2 separate regions of the Homo sapiens genome follow, and region 2 is linked to region 1. A link is an interaction called in ENCODE POLR2A ChIA-PET data of the cell type or tissue named here. Cell type or tissue: PC-9. All regions are shown on one strand. Each heading gives the region's core, and the rest is flanking DNA. Links, peaks and the distances in the headings are about the cores only.

Region 1 (10,893 bases), core at 4,289-8,288:
GATCTAATTTGTAAAAGCTGTAGATATCACCTATTCCCTGGTATTGTGGAAGTGTTACAGATATTCTACTGCGGTGGGACAGTAGTCCTCTTAGAGTTACTTGGGGCTTTCAGGGAGGTTTAGAAGTGTGTTCTAGAGCAGCATTTTTCAGTCTGTTGTGTCATATTAGTGAGTGGTAAATTCAGTTGGGTGGCTGGTGAATGACATTAAAAAATATAATCAAATGGAAAATACAGAAAATGATAATTATTCCTTTATCATTAAGGACCCTCTCCAGGCCAGGCGTAGTGGCTCACGCCTATAATCCCAGCAATTTGGGAGGATGAGGTAGCTGGATCACTTGAGCACAGGAATTCGAGACCAGCCTAGGCATTTTAGTGAGACTTCAGCTCTACAAAAAAACTAAATTTTAGACAAGTGTGGTGGTGCATGCCTGTATTTCCAGCTACTTGGGAGGCTGAGGTGGCAGGATTGCTTGAGCCCAGAAGGTCGAGGGTGCAGTCAATGTGACTGCACCATGGCACTCCGACCTGGGCAGCAGACTGAGACCCTGTCTCAAAAAAAAAAAAAAAAAAAGACCCTCTTTATTCCTAATGTTTTCGGCCTTTTGTCTATTTATCTCACCTTAATATTGCTATATTACTTTTCTTTTGGTTAGTATCTGTGTTGTCAGTCTTTCCCATCTCATTATTTTCAGCCATTCTGGGTCATTTTATGTGCCTATACCTTCAGCATAAAGGCAGATTTCTTTTTTAATTCAATCTGAAAATCAGAGAAAACTTCATTCTATTTACATTTATTGAGATTAGTGATATGTTTGTATTTATGTCTCTCACTCTGTTTTTTGTCATAATTTTGTCTTTTTCTATCCTGCTTTCTGTTGCATTGAATTTTCTGCATTCTACTTGTTTCCTTCTACTGATTTATTAGTTCACATTCCATTTCTTTTCTTTTCTTTATTGAGATGGAGTTTCTCGTCACCCAGGCTGGAGTGCGATGGTGCGATCTCGGCTCACTGCAACCTCTTCCTCCCGGGTTCAAGTGATTCTCCTGTCTCAGCCTCCTGAGTAGCTGGGATTACAGGTGCCCACCATCATGCCCAGCCAATTTTTGTGGTTTTTTTTTTTTTTTTTTTTTTTTTTGAGATAGAGTTTTGCTCTTGTTGCCCAGGCTGGAGTGCAATGGCACGATCTCGGCTCACTGCAACCTCCACCTCCTGGGTTTAAGCAATTCTCCTGCCTCAGCCTCCTGAGTAGCCGGGATTACAGTTACCCGCCACCACACCCAACTAATTTTTTTGTATTTTTAGTAGAGACAGGGTTTCACCACGTTGGCCAGGCTAGTCTCGAACTCCTGACCTCAAGTGATCCGCCACCCTGGCCTCCCAAAGTGCTGGGATTACAGGCATGAGCCACCACACCCAGCCCTAATTGTTTTCTTTAATGTGTTGTTATAATGTAATAAATTACTTAGAGTAAAAAACAAAACAAAACAAAACAAAAGGCTGTCCAGCCTCCTCCCAAACAACACAAGGACTTTAAAATGCTTAACTCCAACCTTCCAATTCTCAACTTTTATATTATTGTTATCTAGTATTTTAGTTTCCCCTAATTTATTTCCTATTGGTTAATAACTATTTAGATCTATCAGCTTCCTCATTCACCATTGTTTCTTGCATCCCACTCCTTCCTTGTGGGTTCAGTTTCCTTCTAGCTGAAGTATATCATTTAGCAGTTCTTTCAATGCGAGATGTGTTTTTAAATGCCTTTGTTTATAGCCCTTGCTCTTGAATGGTAATTTAGTAGGCACATAATTCTAGGTTGAATATTATTTTGTCTGGATTAGAAGACATTACACTTCCCTGTCTTCTGGCATATACTGCTGCTGATTGGAAGTCTATAATCATCTCATTGCTTTCCTTTGTAGGTAATCTTTCCTTTAAGATAGCTTGCTGGCTTCTTCTTTGCATAGTTTCACCATGAAGCATTTTGGTATTGTTTTGTCCTTATTTATCTAGTTCAAGATTCATGTTTCTTCAACTTTGGAATACTGTCACTCAATATCTCTATGAATATTGCTTCTCCCCCATTCATTCTATTGTTTCCCTCTGGAATTCCTATTAGACTTAGGTTGGACCTTCTCATTCTGTCCTTGTCTCTTAACTGCTTTTCCACATTTCCTATCCCTATCTCTCTACTGCATTCTATCTCCCAGATCTGTCTTCCAGTTGACTAATTACTTCTCCAGCTGTGTCTATCTGCTGTTTAACTCATACCTAAAATATGGTCCATGGATCAGAAATATCAGCATCACCTGGGAGCTTATTAGAAATGCAAATTCATGGGCTTCACCCAAGACCCATTTAACAGAGTGGGGCCCAGGAATCTGTGTTTTACCAAACTCTGCAGGTGACTGTGATGCTCACTGAAGTTTGAGAAGCACTGCTTTAGTACATTGATTCAATTGCTTTCATTTCTAGAGGATGCACTTAAGTTTTTTCAAATCTGAATTTCCCCCCCTACCTTTTTCTGCAATGAATTGCCTTTTTCTTTCAGCAAGATTTATATATTTTTTCTAGCAAATCTTTATAATCTTATACTTATTTTATAGTCTCAAATTGCCACTCTTGGGGATTTGGATTTTCCAGTTGATTGTATCTACTGACTCCCCTCCTTTCTTGTTGGTTTATTTTTTATTATGAGCTCATAACTATTAGTTCCAAGTTTGCCCACATCTGAAATCATATCTCTTATCCAGGGGTCAGTAAACTGTTTTTTTGTAAAAGATCAGATAGTAAATATTTTCGGCTTTGTGCATCATATGGTCTCTGTCATAATAATGCCAACTCTGACATTATAGTACAAAAGCACCCATAGAAAACATGTTTTTAAAATAGGCATATTGTATTTTAACAAAACTTTATAAAACAGGCAGTAGGCTAGATTTGCTCTGTGGGCTATAGTTTACAAACACCCGCTCTTGAGTGGTCATTAGAACCTATAGCCCCCAGCTTCCCTATTGCCTCTTCCATCTGTCTATATGTATTACATAAATATTAATTTAATGCTATTTCCATGGCCAGGCATAGTGGCTCATGCTTGTAATTCCAGCACTTTGGGAGGCCCAGGTGGGCGGATCACTTGAGGTCAGCAGTTCAAGACCAGCTTGGCCAACATGGTGAAACTCCATCTCTACTAAAACTACAAAAATCAGTGGGTGTGGTGGTGCACGCCTGTAATCCCAGCCACTGGGGAGGCTAAGGCAGAAGAATTGCTTGAACCCGGGAGGCAGAGACTGCAGTGAGCCGAGTTTGCACCACTGTACTCTAGTCTGGGCAACAGAGTGAGACTCTGTCTCAAAAAAAAAAAAAAAAAAAATTAAGGCTATTTCCTAAATTTACCTGATGACACTGAGATCACTGAAGGTACTTGTTCAAAACAGAATCCCAGACCCTTTCCCTGTAGGTACTGATTGAGTATGTGTGAGGTAGAACCAAGGTTTCAGCATGTTCAGGAAGAAACCTAGGTGATTCTAATGATCTGAAAAGTTTGGGGAACACTGTTCTAATAAACAGAATGTTAAGAATGAACTTAATGTTACAAGACTTAGCATCCTAACATCTGTACAACTTTCAGTTCTTGCTCACATGAATGGCACGTTGATTATTTCAAATCCACAAAATCTGAGTCAAAAAGGACTGCTCAGGTCATTAATGTATAGTCAGCAAGGCACTATCTCTGTGACTCATGAAGAGCAGCTGCTTTTTGGTGGGGTCGTCTTTGCAGTGCCAGATATAAAGAGGCCTCCCAGGAAGCCACACCTATTTTTTGTTAAAGTCCCTTTAATAATAAGACTATATCGCAGTACAGATTTGGAAAAGACGGAATTTCCCCCAACAGCTCAGTGATAATAGTTCAGATAAAGTTCATCCAACTGTTCGCTGTACTTGTTTACCCAAATAACCAGGGAATGAATAAGTTGCAAAAGCATTTAAGGTATTTGATAAACTTTCCAATGATTTACAGGGTTAAACTACAGCAAAGTTTGCTATGCTAGAGACCATATCATTGTACAATGCATTGTTGTTGTTTTGAGACAGGGTCTCGCTCTGTCACCCAGGCTTGAGTGCAGTGGCATGATCTGGGCTCACTGCGGCTTCAACCTCCTGGGCTCAAGCCATTCTCCCGAGTAGCTGGGACCACGGGCATGCACCACTACACCTGGCTGATTTTTATATTTTTTGTAGAGACCAGGTTTTGCCATGTTCCCCAGGCTGGTCTCAAGCTCCTGAACTCAAGCAATCCACTAGCTTCTGCCTCCCAAAGTGTTGGGATTACAGGCGTGAGCCACTGTACCCAGACCGTACAATGCCTTCAATGCCTTGATCTCTTCTTTACCACTAATACGTATTCAAGAGCTGACTTTTACGTAGTACTTTCATTACATAATAGTGCCAGCACTATTTTAAGACTTTTATACATATTAACTTTTAATTCTCAGAACAACCATACAAATTAGAAACTATTGCCATCCCCATTTTCTTTCTTTTTTTTTTTTTTGCTGGAGTCTTGCTCTGTCACCCAGGCTGAAGTGCAGTGGCACGATCTTGGCTCACTACAACTTCCGCCTCCCAGGTTCAAGTGATTCTCCTGCCTCAGCCTTCTGAGTAGCTGGGATTACAGGCGCCCACCACTGTGCCTAGCTTTTTGTATTTTTAGTAGAGGGTTTCGCCATGTTGGCCAGGCTAGTCTCAAACTCCTGACCTCAGGTGATCCGCCCGCCTTGGCCTCCCAAAGTGCTGGGATTACAGGTGTGAACCACCATACCTGGCTACCATCTCTATTTTCTTTTTCTTTTTTTTTTTTTGAGACGGAGTCTCACTCTGTCACCCAGGCTGGAGTGCAGTGGCACGATCTCGGCTCACTGCAAGCTCCACCTCCTGGGTTGACACCATTCTCCTGCCTCAGCCTCCTGAGTAGCTGGGACTACAGGCACCCGCCACCACACCCGGCTAATTTTTTGTATTTTTTAGTATAGACAGGGTTTCACCGTGTTAGCCAGGATGGTCTCAATCTCCTGACCTCGTGATCCGCCCGCCTCGGCCTCCCAAAGTGCTGGGATTACAGGCATGAGCCACCGCGCCTGGCCGAACATCCCTATTTTCAAAGAGGAAACCGAGTCAAGGAGAGGTAGAATAACTTGCCTAAACTTGTGCATACTGTAGCCAGCACTTGAACCTACATGGCCTAACTCTAAAGTAGCAGTTCTTAGCTTGGCTGCCCACTGGACTCTCTTGGGGGTGCTCTAAAAAAAACCCACTGAAGGCTGAGTCGTACCACCACAGCTTCTGATTTAACTGCTGGCTTCAGGATTGTTATCGCCGCCCTGGTGTTTCTAATGTACAGTCAAGGTTGAGCACCACTGCCCTCACGTGTGGACACTTAACTCCTCTGCCAGCTCTCAAAGTCGGATCCGTAGACTGGCAGCATCTGCATCACCTGAGAACTTGTTTGAAACACAAGTTCTCAGGCCCCACTCCACTCCTACTGACTCCAGTTTTCTGGGGGTGGGGCCCATCGGCTGTGTGTTAACAGGCCCTCTGGATAATTATGATGTGGGCTAAAGTCGGAGAACCGCTGCACTGTGCCCCATTGAATCACATCTTCCTGGGTCCCTATCCCCTTGAAAACATTGTCGTGCTTCTCATTGAATGAGGGAGTCTATCACCTCTCTCTTGAATCTAGGCAAGGCTCATGACTGGCTTTGACAGATAGACAGTAACTGAAGTGCTGTGTTGTGCAACTTCCAGAAGGCTTGAAGTTTTTGTTTTTGTCCCCTGGATTGTATCTGCTACAATTTAAGGAAGCTGATGTGGTTTACTGGAGGATGAGAAGCCACATGGAGGAGAACTGTGGTGCCCCAGCCAGCAGCCAGCACCACCTGCCAGACATGTGAGGCCAGCTTGGACATTCCAGCCCAGCCAGGTCACCAGCTGAATGTAGCTACATGATCGAGTCTAGGTGAGACCAGTAGAGGAACTACCCAGCTAACACACGTCATGAAAAACAATCAACTGCTGTGGTTTTAAGTCACTAAATATTAGAGTGGTTTGTTACTCAGCAGAAGGGACTAGATTGCAGCTGCGCAATTTACCCTTAAACTTTGCCCTGGAGGGAAACTGGTTAGCCCTTAAAAGAAAAGGATGTGGCTGGGTGTGGTGGCTTACGCCTGTAATCCCAGCACTGTGGGAGGCTGAGGCAGGTGGATCACCTGAGGTCAGGAGTTCGAGACCAGCCTGACCAACATGGTGAAACCCCGTCTCTACTAAATACAGAAAATTAGCTGGCCGTGGTGGCGCATGCCTGTAATCCAGGCTACTTGGGAGGCTGAGGCAAGAGAATCACTTAAACCCAGGAGGCAGAGGTTGCAGAGAGCCAAGATTGCGCCATTGCACTCCAGCCTGGACAACAAGAGTGAAAACTCTGTCTAAAAAAAATGACCCTAGGAAAGTTGGAGATTTGGCTGGTGCTAACCCCAGGCAGGGTACTAGGTGGCTCACATGCAGGCCTGGCTTCATGGGCACTGCCCTGTGCAACTGCACAGGACTCATGCTTACAAGGGCCTCACACTTATTTTATGCTCTGCTGACACTATCTAGAAATTCTTAATCACTTTGAACAAGGAGCCCCGCATTTTCATTTTCCTCTGGGCCCTGCAAATTAATATATAACCAGTCCTGCTAATATACAGGTTTCTCATTTACTCCACACAACCACCCTAGGAACTAGAATTCCTTATTATTATCAGCCTCACGTACAGATAAGGAAAATGAGGCTCTGAGAAGTGAAATACTCATACAAGGTCACATGGCAAGAGAGGCAGGGTGGCACTCAGGCTTCTCAAATCCCTGAGCCCTGGAGCCAGTTCACTGCAGTGAACCCTGTGTGAACCACTGAGTGAAACCTGGAGTGTGGTTTATCAGTTTTCGTCACATACTGGGGGTACATTGTGACTGAGCAAATAAAAAGGGAGTTTTGCTGATAGCCTGGCAAGTTGGCAAGACATTTTCTGGGCATATTAAGGAAAATACACTTGCAGCTCTAACCCAGAGTATGTTTAAACAACTACAGGAGCAGGCAGGGGGAAGGGAAGGGCCTGACCTGAGAAGTCAGGCCCGAAGCAGCCCAAATCCACTATTTATAGTGCTGTGGCCTATTTTGGCCTGCCGGGTGGCCCTGAAAATTGCCCTGAGAACTGGGCCTAGAAACAGACCATGGAAACCAGGCGCCTTCATTCTGGGGTATGGCTGGAATCATGCTGGGCACAGACAAAAGTTTTCTTGATGAGCTCAAGGATGTTTTTTTAAAAAAAACAAAACAGGATTTTCTTTGACAGGGAATTAAAAAAAATACTCATTTAAGGAACATCATCAGGAAATGATCAGGAATATATTCTTAGGGAGAAAATGCATGGATCAGACCCAGCCAATACAGAGCTAATACTTATGAGCCCTTAACCATGTGCCAAGCACTGTGCAACCTGCACCATTTCATTTATGCCCTCACATATGACCCTGTGACAGCAGCAATATTATTATCCCCATTTTACAAGAAAGGAAACTGAGGCTTAGGAAAATTAAGTGATGTACTGAAGGTCACATTGTTGGCAAGCCAGGATTAAAACCCAGATCATGGCACCCTACTAGGCTGTCACCCATAGGGCTGCTTCTCAAACTTCAGCATGCAAAGACTCTCCTGGGAACCATGTAAAGATGCAGATTTTGATTCAGGAGGTCTGGATGGGGCCTGAGATTCTGCATGCCAACCAGATGCCAGTTGATGATGATAATAGCACTGGTTCTTGGACCATAATTTGAGTAGCAAGGATGCAAACAAATATTACAAGTTTTCCTGCTTCTACTTTTATCCTCTTACAATCTGTTCTCTCTGCAGCAGCCTGAGTTATTGTATTGGTCTCCATTGCTGCATAACAAACATCCCCCAGGCGTGGCAGGTTTAAGAAACAACACAATTTCTGAAGATTAGGAACATAGGAGCAGCTTAGCTGGGGCATTCTGGCTTAGGGTTGAGGCTGCAGTTAGGATGTCAGCTGGGCCTGCAATCATCTGAAGGCTTGACTGGGCTGGAGGATCCACTTCCACAATGGCTCCCTCCCATGGCTGTTGGCTAGAGGCCTCAGTTTCTTGCCATGTAGGTGCCCCCATAGGGATGATCAAGACCAGCTGGCATCCTCCAGAGGGAATGATCCCAGAGGGAGAGAACAAGTGAGCACAAGACTGCTGTGTCTTTAATAACCTAATCTTGGATGTGGCACACCATTATTTCTGCCATATTCTACTGCCACACATATTAACCCTGATACAATGTGGGAAGAGACTCCCCAGTAATGGGAATCCCAGGGGGTGGGGGTTATTGGGGAGTCACTGTGGATGCTGACTACAGTTTCCTGATGAAAACTCAGATCATGTCATTCTTCTGCCCATCATTTCTTATCAGTCAGAATAAAATCCAAAGTTCCAGCATCCAAATGAAAGCTCACCTTTGATTCTACAAGATCTGTCCCCTGACTGCTTCCTCATCTCCTCTCCCATTCACCTCTAGCTCACTGCTTTATTTTTTCTTTTTTTGGGGGGTGGGGGGGTGGGGAGTGGTTTGAGACAGGGTCTTGCTCTGTCACCCAGGCTGGAATGCAGTGGCATGATCTCAGCTCACTGCAAGCTCTGCCTCCCGGGCTCAAGCCATCCTCCACCTCGGGTTCCCAAGTAGCTAGGACTACAGGTGTGTGCCACCACACTCAGCTATTTTTTTTTTGTATTTTTTGTAGTGAGTTCATTTCACCATGTTGCCCAGGCTAGTCTCAAACTCCTGTACTCAAGTGATTTGCCCGCCTCAGCCTCCCAAAGTGCTGAAATTACAGGTGTGAGCCACTGAGCCTGGCCTCACTTTTATTTTCTAATATATATATAATGTATTTTTTAGACAGAGAGTCTCGCTCTGTCACCCAGGCTGGAGTATAGTGGTGCAATCATAGCTCACTGTAGCCTCAACCTCCTGGGCTCAAGCCATCCCCTCACTTTAGCCTCCATTAGCCTCTACCACCATGCCCAGCTCCAGCTCACTTACACACTGACTCTCTTGCTGGTCCTCAATACATCCAGCACCCTCCTGCTCCTGCAGGCCTTTGCATGTGCTTTTCCTTCTGCCTAGAATGAACTTCATTCAGGTCTCAGATCAAATAACACCTTCTCAGAGAGGCCTTCCTTGACCAAATTCACCATCTAAAATAGTAGCCGAGATGTCTTTTCAGGCTTTTGCATTTCTGACTACCGGATGGCCTCACCCAGACCTGTGCTGTGACTCAACCAGTCCTGTGGCTCCCCACCCAGAAGTAGACTCAGCACATGAGGACTGCTTTCCACACCCCTATGAGTTCATCCCCAACCAATCAGCAGCACCCATTCCCTAGCCCCCCCACCCCACCAAACTATCTTTGAAAAACCTCTAGCCTCCGAGCCTTTGGGGATATTGATTTGAGTAATAACTCTGTCTCCCATGTGGCATGGCTGGCCTCGTGTCAATTAAACTCTTTCTTTACTGCAATGCCTGGTTTCTATGAATTGCTTTTGTTTGTACAGCACACAGGAAGAACCCATGGTGTGGTTATAAGATGTAAATGTATATTGTGAGCTGCTGAGTTTTGGAGTTTGGGGGTGATTTGTTATGCAGCATTATTGTGACAATAGCTAACTGACACACTCTTTGACATTATGTTACTATGCATTTATTTGTATCTGTTTACAGTCTCCTGAAAGAATGCAAGCTCCATGAGGGCAGGGACTTTGTCTCCTTCCCTGCAGGTTGCCTAGCATCCAGAACAATGCCTGCCTGCCACATTGTAAGCACTCAATAATTACTAGTGAGTGAATATTAGCAAATGAATCCATCTCATTGTAGCACCTGCTTGCTTAACTATGATGCTATATTGCCTTCAAATCAGACCCCAAATTGCAAAGGATCAAAAAATAATTGTCTTGCACAGGAGATCTAGGCAGCATACTATTTACCAGGAAAATGTGACTCATACACCAAGCTGCTGGCCATTCTCTGTGCCAGATGCCATCTCTCTTCACCTGGGCCATATCTGAAGTCAGCCAGAAACGACAACCAACCCCTGCCTGAGAACGGAAGTGCTCCTTTAAATGACACTGGCTCACCTGGTTGGCTGGCTGTCCCCGGAGGAAAGCCAGAGACAGGGCTAATGAGCTCACACAAAGGGAGGAAATGCACCCCCACCCCCCTTCCTGGAACAGCTGCAGCAGGAGACGCCCCTCTCTGGAAAGGAGGAAGAGGAAGCTGGGGAAAGCAGACCAACAATGTGGGGAAGCCACATACTCAAGAGAAAGCAGAAGGAAAAAAGAATCTGGCGCTTAAACAACGATTGTTGGAACTTTACGATGAAATATAATACAAATCAAGACCAACTCCTAAAGGTTTCTTTGGTCCTGCCATCTCAGGGCTCACCCTGGGTTGAAAGTATTGTGAATGAGAAATGTTTGGCTAAATGCCAGCCCATCAGCCACACTGGTATTGTGTTTTTCTTTAAATACAAATACTGGCCAGGTGCAGTGGCTCACACCTGTAATCCCAACACTTTGGGAGGCGGAGGGAGTGGATCGCTTGAGCTCAGGAGTTTCAGACCAGGCAACATGGCAAGACTCGTCTCTAAAAAAATACAAAAATCAGCTGGTGTAGTAGCTCACAGCTGTGGTCCCAGCTACTTGGGAGGCTGAACTGGGAGGGCTGTTTGAGCCTGGGAGGTGGAGGTTGCAGTAGGGTGAGATTGCACCACTGCACTCCAGCCTAGGTGACAAAG
Region 2 (4,000 bases), core at 1-4,000, 170 kb after region 1:
GGTTCTGCCTCAAAATAAATTAAAAAAATAATAATAAAATAAAAATAAAACCCTAGCTAGGCGAGGTGGCTCACGCCTATAATCCCAGCACTTTGAGGTGGATGGATGGCTTGAGCCCAGGAGATGAAGACCAGCCTGGGCAACATAGAGAGACCTCATCTCTACAAAAAATGCAAAAATCAGCTGGGTTGTAGTGGGGCACACCTGTAGTCCCAGCTACCTGGGAGGCTGAGGTGGGAGGATCACCTGAGCATGAGAAGGTCAAAGCTGCAGTGAACCGTAATTGTGCCACTGCACTCCAGGCTAGATGACAAAGTGAGAACTTGTCTCCAAACAAAAACAAAAACACCTTTTTTCCATGCACCACCTTAAAATTATTTCATGTACCACTAGCAGTCGGGCAGTTTTGGGAAACACAGACTTAATCAAAAAAATGAAAAGAACTAAATTTGATTTTTTTTCTTTTTTGTTAAAGAGCTAAATTTGAAAACTGATCACACATTAGTCAGCTACATAACTAAACACTGAAGATGAAAACCTTTCTAGCACCGGTGCCTTCTTCGTAAGTATGTATGTCCTGATTTGTATCCTTAAAAATGTTACTCTTGAGGGAATTTATCAAAAGACTGCTCCTTCTAAAAACATATCAAAAGTAAAATGGAGCTGCTGGCCAGGCACATGATTACACTTGCTACTCTGTCTTCTTAAACACGAATGACAAACTTTTATCAGACTGCTGCTTTTAATGTGGCTTTCCTTCCAGTGTGGTTTTCTGGCCAGGCTCATGATAACACTTGCTACTCTGTCTTCTTAAACACGAATTACAAACTTTTATCAGACTGCTGCTTTTAATGTGGCTTTCCTTCCAGTGTGGTTTTCTGTATGAAATACGTACACATCACTCGGCCTCAAAGTGCAAGAACTGATTTTTTATCAACAGGTTTCACAAGGACATTGGGAATCAAGGCTTCTGCTGCACGCAGTGGCACTCACTTGATAAAGGCGTCCATGATGCATTTGCAAACCTCCACCCGCACACTCTCTTTTTGGAACATGTCCAGAAACGGCAGAAATTTTTCCTATAAATAAAGCAAGCACTCTATATGCAAATGACACAAGTTATTGGAAGGAAGGAATCTGTGGGTCTCTTTTTCTGTGGAGTTCAAAGAAGCAGAACAGAGGTTCATCTCTCTGAGTCGGGTCAGATGAGGACTCCTCTGAAATCAGGGAGAGGACCTGACTGGGCTTGTAAAAAGCTGTTACTGGGCCGGGCACAGTGGCTCACACCTGTAATCCCAGCACTTTGGGAGGCTGAGGCGGGTGGATCACTTGAGGCCAGGAGTTCAAGACCAGCCTGGCCAACATGGCGAAACCCTGTCTCTACTAAAAATACAAAAATAAACCAGGCATGGTGATGCATGCCTGTAGTCCCAGCTACTTGGAAGGCTGAGGCAGGAGAACTGCTTGAACTCGGGAAGGCGGAAGTTGCAGTGAACCGAGATCACTCCACTGCACTCTAGCCTGGGTGACAGAGCAAGACTCTATCTCAAAAATAAACAAACAAACAAAATAAAAAGCTGTTACTATTAAAACAACTTATATGCATTCCAGGGATTGGTGCTGGGACCAGTTAACATTTTGGTGAGCCATCCAGGCAACCTTTGATGACCACAAGCTTTTCTGGGCAAGGCAGACTTCAGTCTTTTTGTGATTATATTGATGAGCAATGGAAGAAGAGTCAGAGTAGAGCTGTTCACAGATGGCCTCGAAATTGGACCGCCTGGCTCTGAATACTAACCTCGGTGACTGTGTGGCTGTAAGCAAGTTACTCTACCTCTTCCTGCATCAGTTTTCTCATCTGTAAAGTGGGAATATGGTAGTTGCTCCCTTATCTGCGGTTTTGCTTTCCATAGTGTCAGTTATCCTCGGTTAACGGCCATCCGAAAATATTAAATAGAAAATTCTAGAAATAAGCACTTCATTCATTTTCATTTTTATTTTTATTGCATTTTATTTGTTTGAAACAGAGTTTCGCTCTGTTGTCTAGGCTCGAGTGCCCTGGTGCAATCTCGGTTCACTGCAACCTCAGCCTCCCCAGTAGCTGGGACTACAGGCATGCACCACCACACCTGGCTAATTTTTTGTATTTTTAGTAGAGACAGGGTTTTGCCATGTTGGCCAGGCTGGTCTGGAACTCCTGGTCTCAGGTGATCTGCCTGCCTTGGCCTCTGAAAGTGCTGGGTTTACAGGTGTGAGCCACTAAGCCCAGCCCCATTCATTTGAAATTGTGCATTGCTCAGAGTAGTGTAATGAAATCTCACGCTATACTGTTCTGTCCCTCCCAGGTTGTGAGTCATCCCTTTGTCTAGCGTCTCCACATTGTAGATGCTACCTGCTCGTTAGTCACTTAGCAGCTGTCTTTGTCATCAGATTCACTGTCATGGTATCACAGCATTTTTGTGTTCAAAGAACACTTATTTTACTTAATGATGCTCCCAAAGTGCAAGAGTAGCAATGCTGGCATATTGTTATAACTGTTCTATTTTAGCTATTGTTGTCAGTCTCTTACTGTGCCTAATTTATATATGAAACTTTACCGTAGGTATGTATGTATAGGATAAAACATAGTATACACAGCAGTCAGTTCTATCTGCGGTTTCAGGCAACTCCTGGGAGTCTTGGAATGTATATTCCTCCTGGATAAGAAGGCAATACTACAGTGATAACTCCTACTTCCCCGTGGTGGTATGAAACTAATGTGAGGCAATACATGTAAAGTCCCAGAACAGTGCTTGGAGTGTGGTATATGTCGAATAAATATTAGCTGCTATGATTAAAATAAAAAATCTTACAATCTTGTGAGCACATGTAAATGGAACCTGGAAGAGGGAAGTGAAGGGAGAGACAGAGAATGTTACTATACAGGGAATAACCTAGATTCCCTACTTGCCCAGGGCACTGAACAAACTCGAACAGACATCGCAGGATATTTTAAATTTTTGAGGGAATCATGGTAAATCTCAACTGTCAGACACTGAAACAACTACTAGTCAATGTATTTCATAGTTTCAACATTAGGCTGTGTGATTAAAAAGCAAGTGCCCTGTGAAAATCACTGTGGAAGAGCAAAGTAAGAGAAGGCTGTCCAAAGTGTTTTGAAGGTTTGAGAAGTTGTGTAATGCCCTTACTTATACATATCCCATAAGTAAGGAATGAAACAGAAATAATATTTTTCTTTCAGTTTTTGTGTATTATTTTTTCAAATACGGCTTAATCTATTAGGACATAAATACTTAAGTTGATCAGACTTAACTACTTTATAAAAGGAACTGCTGAATATTTCTTTTGGCCTGGGGCATCATGAAAACATTACTGAGACAATGAGAACCTCTGAGCCAGGTACAAATTTCCAAAGATAATTAAGAAATCCTACTTACCACTGAGAAAAGAACTGAGAAGTCATGGAAGTGGGCAATAACTTTCTTAATTATTAACTGAAGCTGTAAAACAAACAAACAAAAATATTATTTTTAAAAACTTAATTTTTAAAAATTTCTTTCTGGTTTACATTCTCTCAGGAAAACCTAAATTTTTTTTTAAAAAGGCAATCACCTTTCATAATTTGCAATTATTACTACAATAAGGTAAGCCTGGATTGTTCAACAAATGGTGAACTGGGCTTAGGGTAGGCTCTGTCTCAAGCTGAGTTTGCCCAATGACTCTGTACATCCTACTTCATAGTCCTGGGGAAGTAACTGAGTCTCAGTCTCAGCTTCCTCATCTGTGAATTGGAGATCAAAGCAGTAAGGACTCAATGGAATGGTTCGTGGAAGGTCCTGAGTGCAGTGCCCGCCTTTAGAAAGTTCTCCATTAATGTCAGCTATTGTTATTCCTTGAATAGTGGGCAAACTTTTTCTATAAACGTCCTACAGTCCACCACAACTACTCAACACTATTGCAGTGCAAAAGCAGCCATTGCCAACATTAAATGAATGTGCAT

The links. Peaks named below come from ENCODE experiments on the same cell type or tissue, not always from the same donor. Only the 100,000 strongest peaks of a DNase experiment are listed, where the experiment ranks them.
Region 2: POLR2A ChIA-PET joins it to region 1 with 6 read pairs; 1 of 35 experiments calls an interaction of 5 or more read pairs at or near these places.

The regions. Positions count from the first base shown.
Region 1 is chr16:19,804,470-19,815,362 of GRCh38, reverse strand. All of the region lies in intron 7 of IQCK (IQ motif containing K), which reads right to left. Among named protein-coding and RNA genes, the nearest start is that of IQCK-AS1, 44 kb to the right of the region's middle. In PC-9, for the core only: no CTCF peak of the experiment used is centred there; DNase peaks (open chromatin) are centred at 6,052 and 6,932; H3K27ac peaks cover 3,192 bases.
Region 2 is chr16:19,637,094-19,641,093 of GRCh38, reverse strand. It overlaps VPS35L (VPS35 endosomal protein sorting factor like), which reads right to left. Exons shown (of 31, transcript NM_020314.7): 20 at 3,438-3,500; 21 at 994-1,079. Among named protein-coding and RNA genes, the nearest start is that of KNOP1, 79 kb to the left of the region's middle. In PC-9, for the core only: no CTCF peak of the experiment used is centred there; a DNase peak (open chromatin) is centred at 2,333.